Regions from separate parts of the Homo sapiens genome. Here region 2 is linked to region 1. Evidence: chromatin loops called from intact Hi-C (ENCODE). Cell type or tissue: PC-3. All regions are shown on one strand. Each heading gives the region's core, and the rest is flanking DNA. Links, peaks and the distances in the headings are about the cores only.

What was found. Hi-C counts contacts between places; a loop is a spot of excess contacts. Peaks named below come from ENCODE experiments on the same cell type or tissue, not always from the same donor. Only the 100,000 strongest peaks of a DNase experiment are listed, where the experiment ranks them.
Region 2: it touches region 1 in a loop (4-fold over the local background); 4 of 110 quality-filtered maps call a loop at or near these places.

The regions. Positions count from the first base shown.
Region 1 is chr3:55,548,034-55,550,949 of GRCh38, reverse strand. The region is part of intron 17 of ERC2 (ELKS/RAB6-interacting/CAST family member 2); the gene reads left to right. Among named protein-coding and RNA genes, the nearest start is that of ERC2-AS1, 58 kb to the left of the region's middle. In PC-3, for the core only: a CTCF peak has its summit at 1,557; no DNase peak of the experiment used is centred there.
Region 2 is chr3:55,489,830-55,492,745 of GRCh38, reverse strand. It overlaps a transcript of WNT5A not described here. Among named protein-coding and RNA genes, the nearest start is that of WNT5A-AS1, 3.7 kb to the right of the region's middle. RefSeq lists enhancers at 514-2,231, 2,794-2,916. In PC-3, for the core only: no CTCF peak of the experiment used is centred there; a DNase peak (open chromatin) is centred at 1,265; H3K4me3 peaks cover 499 bases; H3K27ac peaks cover 2,198 bases.

The sequences.
Region 1 (2,916 bases), core at 206-2,705:
CTGCCTCCCAGGTTCACGCCATTCTTCTGCCTCAGCCTCCCGAGTAGCTGGGACTACAGGCACCCACCACCACGCCCGGCTAATTTTTTGTATTTTTAGTAGAGATGGGGTTTCACCGTGTTAGCCAGGATGGTCTCGATCTCCTGACCTCGTGATCTGCCCGCCTTGGCCTCCCAAAGTGCTGGGATTATAGGCGTGAGCCACTGCGCCCGGCCCCTATTTCTTAAATTATATCTGTTTGAAAATTTGGAAATCGGGCAGACCTGTAGTCAAATCTTCCCCCATCTCTTACTAGCTGTGTGACCTTGGACAAGCCACTGACCATCTCAGACTCTCAGTCTTCTCCCCATCCCCTGCAACAAGGAACAATTCATAACATCCATTGTTATGAATCCATATTATGAATAACAATTCATAATATCTCATTGGGTGTGGAGAGAATTACATGAGGTAGATGTTACCTAATTCACATATTTATTTATGCATTGGTTCAACAAATAGTTACTGCACATCATCCCTGGTGCTGGAGTTGTGACATTGAATACAAAGGGCTGATTGCCCTGCCCTCAAGCAGCTTACATTTCAGTGAAAGAGATGGAACTAAGTGAGATAATCACACACCCAAACATACAAGCACAAATGGGAATAAGGGCTTTGAAGGAAAGGACCATGATTTTATGAGAGATGAATATGACCAAGAATGGAGGCTTCAGGGAGGGCTTCCTGGAGGCAGTGACACTTGAGCTGAGGGGAAACAGGTGGTGCAAAGGCCTTAAAGAGGGAGGGAATGAGGCAAGTATTACTGCAAGAAGGTTCAGCAGAGAGGGAGGGAGCATGAGCCCAGGGAAGGTTGCAAAGGGCAAAGGTGCACAGGACCAGGCTAGACCAGGTGGGAAGTCCTGTCAAAGAGTATGGTCCAGACAATGTGCAGTAAGAAGCCACAGAAAAGTGTCCTATTAACATAGTATTTCCCCTCTCTCTCTCTCTCTGTCTCTCTCTCTCTCTCTCTCTCTCTCTCTTGTGTGTGTCGGGGAGGGGGGTTGGGGGCAGAGAGAGAGAGAGAAAGGAGGTGGTGGTGACCAGAAGCAGCTGCTGTTGCTGTTTTTACCATCCTCACTACCAAAACCATGTACTAGGATGCTTCAGCTGCTGCAAAGCTCGCTGAGGACAGGGCCCTGTGCATTAAGCCTATATTTAGAAAGTTCATCTTTTGAAAGCAGGCAACCACCCAGAGAGGACTGCCAGCAGACAGCAGTCTAGGCCACAGGGCTTCCATCTTGTGCCATGTACTTTCTCTGGCACCTTGACCCAATCATTCTTAGCTCTGAGCCTCCGTTTCCTCATCTGGAATAGAATAATACCTGATATAACAGCCTTGCAGAGCAGCTGTGAGTTTATTGATATCAGAGCCCATGAATGTGGAAAGGCTTTGAAAACGTACAAAAGCACAGGAAAAAAAAAAAAAAAAAAAAGGTAAGGCGGCATTTGCTCCGCATCTGGTTTCCATATTGTCTCAGGCATTTTGTGTTCGGAGAGCTGCCTGGGAGACAGCTGCTTAAGTTCCAGGTTTAGGCCTCAGGGTCCCCAGTGGTGAAGAGAAGAATTTCTGGATAATAAGAATAACCAGGACATGGTATTCTACCCTTCATAGAGGCCTTTTTTTTTGCAGGAGGGACCTCATTTCGTCCTCACAGGCTACTGGTGGAACCATAGGACAGGTATTGCAAACACCATTTCATAGAAAGATCAGATGCTCGAGGTGATAGGTTCTTTGAGTCAGTGGTGAATCCAGGACTCTAACTCCTGTCTTATGCAGCCAAATTCAGTTCTCTGTTTAATACACACTCTTTTTCTGTAATAAATAAGTATGGATTATGGGGTTTTAAAACCGGAGTTACTTTAGAGATCAACAGATGCATTTTGTTTGACCTGCATAGCACGGTGTCTTACACATCTGATTTTGTTGCCAAGATGTAGGAATTTGGTAGTTCACATAAAACTCTAGGTTTGGGGTTTCTCTTTTGAGAAATGAAGGATCTGGCTGCTGGAGATCTCCATTTCTGAAAAACAACATTGGCTGGAGGGAGAGGTGGTGGCTGTCTCTTTAGTTGACCCAGGAACTCTCCCAGTTTGCCTGCCACCATGCCTTCTACTCCTAAGAAGCCTGCCTGGTACCCATGTGAACAGTGCACATTTGGGACCCCTCATCTAAGCCACCCACGTTATTAAAGTAGAAAAACTGAGTTCCAGAGAAGCCAAGTGGCCCATCGAAGGACACCCAGCTTTTGATTGTCAGAACTGGGGTAGACAGAGAATTTGGATGCCTTCTCTCCAGCCCCGCCCTTGGCCATGCTTAGCTCCTTGCTGACACACGTATGTCTGTGTGGCTGGGGTTTTTCCCTGCCCTTGTTTTCTAGCCCAGAAGATAGGGACTTAAGTGAGAGCAAGTGTGGCACATGGGGCAATGAATGGGCAAATTAAGAGTAACTGTGTAGACACATTTAGAGGGGAAAAGGCCATGTCTCATTTGCAAAAAACCCAGATCAAGCCACACTATTTACATCTCCTGTAACAACTGACCAAATAGTCAATTAGTAGAGTAATTCCAAAATGATTTATTTAAATTTAATCTGAAAGGAGAAAAATTAATGTATCGTTGGGAGACGAGCACTAGGTCCTTTTCAAACAACTGCTATGGAGGGCATTGCCCATGTGGCATGTTTTGGGAGGACTAGATCTCACCCACAGGCATTCACATCAGCTGGTAACCCCTGGAATGTAGGGGCCACAGGTCACTTCAGCCTGGCATTCAACAAGTGCATCTAAAATCCTTGTGATTTTTATTTGGAGGAGACCTCCTGCTGTCTGTGAAACTGGCCACCAGCTGCTTCCCCAGCCCCTATTGTGGACCAGCCA
Region 2 (2,916 bases), core at 124-2,623, 58 kb after region 1:
CATCTGGCACATAGAGCTCAGTAAGTGTTGCCAGCAATTATTATGATTGTTTATTACCGATTATTATCTCAACACATACCTGCCCCATCTTTGTTGAATTCTGTCATATAGGCATGGCCGGTGATCCTATAATTGCCACATTCCTCTCCTCTTCCCAGCCCCTACCTCTACTCTCCTCAGGCTCCTCGTTTTTCTCCAGATTCCACCAGGGGACCCAGGAACAGACATTTACAGTGCAGAAATAATCACAGTAGCTGCCATTCATCAAGCTATCTCCATAGGCAGAGCTGGACCAAGGTCTTTTGTACATTATCTCAATTATGAGAACAATCCTAATATATTTGTTTCCTATCTCCACTGTAGAGGTGAGAAAATTGAGGCTCAAAAGGGTAGGTGACCACTACAGGGTCACTCAGTCAGCAAGAGGCAGAGCTGGGATTCAGACTCACATCCATCTGACCCACAGGTTCCCTAAAATGAAACAAAATTAAAGCATCCATTTAGTGCCCCCCCGCCACAAAGCACCATTGACTATGAAATGGTCATAGTCAATATAACATATAACACATAACACATAAGTGTTATATAAGGAAAGGACACCCTATTCAACAAATGGTGCTGGGATAATTGGCATATAACACATAAGTAAGTTAGGAGGGCATAGTGAGTGATCAGTGCAAGGAGAGCTTGAGAGTCTCAAAGAGCCTCCTGGAGTCAACCCAGAATCCAAAAATGTCCTCTAATTTCAAAGGAGCCTTTGCCCCCCACAGGCCAGTGGCAGCACAAAGAGATGGTATTACTTTGACGGTGGCCATGTGGTTGTGAGGAAGCCCCCGACCCCTTTCCGGCCTCTTTGTCTTCTTTAGGGCTCCATCTGTGGCCCTGCTCACACAGCCCTGCTGGTCTTGACTCTGAGGTGAAGGAGTAAACATCTTGGGGCTCTTTATTAGTTTATTTCAGAAGATGGAGCCTGTTTGCCCCTGGGGCCCATCCCTCTTTTATGGCCTCCAGGCTTTCTTGACAAATTCTAGTGACTGGAGAGAAAACCGCTTTCTACAGCAGATCATTAAAACACCACCATAAACCCAGGGCCATAAAATATTATTTGCTGGGCATAAAAGGGGGGTAGATTTTCCCAGAATGACAACCCAGGCCCTGCTTTCCCCTGCTGGGAAAGGCGGCACAGGGATGCAGTCGTTCATAAATTCCTTATCTTGCACTCTGCTTTGTGAATAATCCGGTTGGGAGAGCAGCCAAAAATATTGATTTATTTGTTCCACAGATTCAGAAGCATTTTTAATGAGCAGAGTGTGGTGATGCCTTGCCAGTATATCTTCGGATGACTCAATCTGAGGCACACACCCAAATGCACACACGGTTTGCAAGGGGAAACATGAAGTTCCACAAACTGGAGGTCTGTCGAACATGAACCCTCACAGATGGAGAGGCATTGGTTTCTCTCCTTCCAACTGTCTGCTCATTTCCCAGCCAAACCAATCAACACCATCATGGGACTGGTGCTTACAACTGAGCCTGGCTTTCTAAGGCAGTCCCCACCCCTACCCACTATTGAAGGGTCAAAAGGGATTTCAAGTTGGTTCTCCTTAACACCGTCCTCTGAAATAATTCTTTCATCCATTCGCCCATTCGTGTGGTTGTTACTTCTAAGCACCTACTAAGTGCCAGGCATTGTTCTGAGGACTGGGGTTCCAGCCATGAAAACCGCAGATGAGGTCCTGCTGACATGAAGCTTATTGCTCCTGGGGCATAATCTCAGCACACTAATTATTAATATTATCAGATAAAACAACTCTTTATCTGAAGTCCTTGGGACTAGACGGTTTTGTTGGAAATTTTGGGAAAATAAAATGGGGCATATTGCTATTAATTTGCAAGCAGCCCAGTGAGGTCTGGGGAAATACCCAGTAACCAAATGCATTTGTATTCATTCAGTGAAGAGTATTCCTAGCAAGTGGAATAAATCAAGATTATGTCTTGTCATGTGAGGTCCAGTTTTACCACCACAGGAGTTTGAAAACCTCTGTTTTCAGAGCTGCTTTTTTTCTAGAAGAGCAGGCATTGAGTGCCAGGTAAGGGCCTGACCCATGCTAAGAGCATTCCTAGATATCGTGTTTCATTCTCAGTACTGCCCTGATTTTCAAGCTCATCTCATTTCATTCTCAATGCATTTCTGCAAGGTAGATCATGAAATTTCTGCTTGCTGCTGTTGTTGCTGTTGTTGTGTGTAAGAGGGTTCTGAAGTGCTGGCTGAGAGGCTAGACAAGGTGTGACAGCTGGAAAGTGGCAGGGCAGGGACTGGAACTCCAGATTCCACAGCTGGCACTCTTAACCACTAACCAACACCGACTTCCACTAGAGGAAAGACTGCAGAACAGGAAATAGCACTGTTTGGGCTGTGTCTATACAAGCAAAGGCAATTGGAGAGAAGCAGGTGATTATCCAGATAACTCAGAAAATAGCCATTAAAAAATAAAGGTTTGTGGTTGGGTAGCCAGTATTTCTAGACTGGCTGTATGTGTGGAGGAAATGCCCAGGTTAACGGCCCTTTTCTTCATAGAATAGGATCCTCTACACGAACTGCCTTGGACTCTGGGACACTGGGATGCTAGTTTCTCCATTCTTCGGGAGCGCCCTTTGGCAGCCCCTTTCATAGTCAGCTCATATCCTGCCACTTCTTGGAGCTGCTGCACGTAAGGTGGGTCCCGGAGATCCCTGCCCGCGGGGCGGGGCTGGAGTGTCTGCCTAGGAGGCACATGCTCTCCCGCAGCCAGGGAATCTCAGTCTGCGGCCACTGGGCAGAACGGCAAGGGAGAGGGGGAAGGGCGGAGGGACGCAGCCTGGGGGCGATTTGCCGGGCGGAGACGCTCTTTTTCAGACACCCTCCTCAGGTGGGCA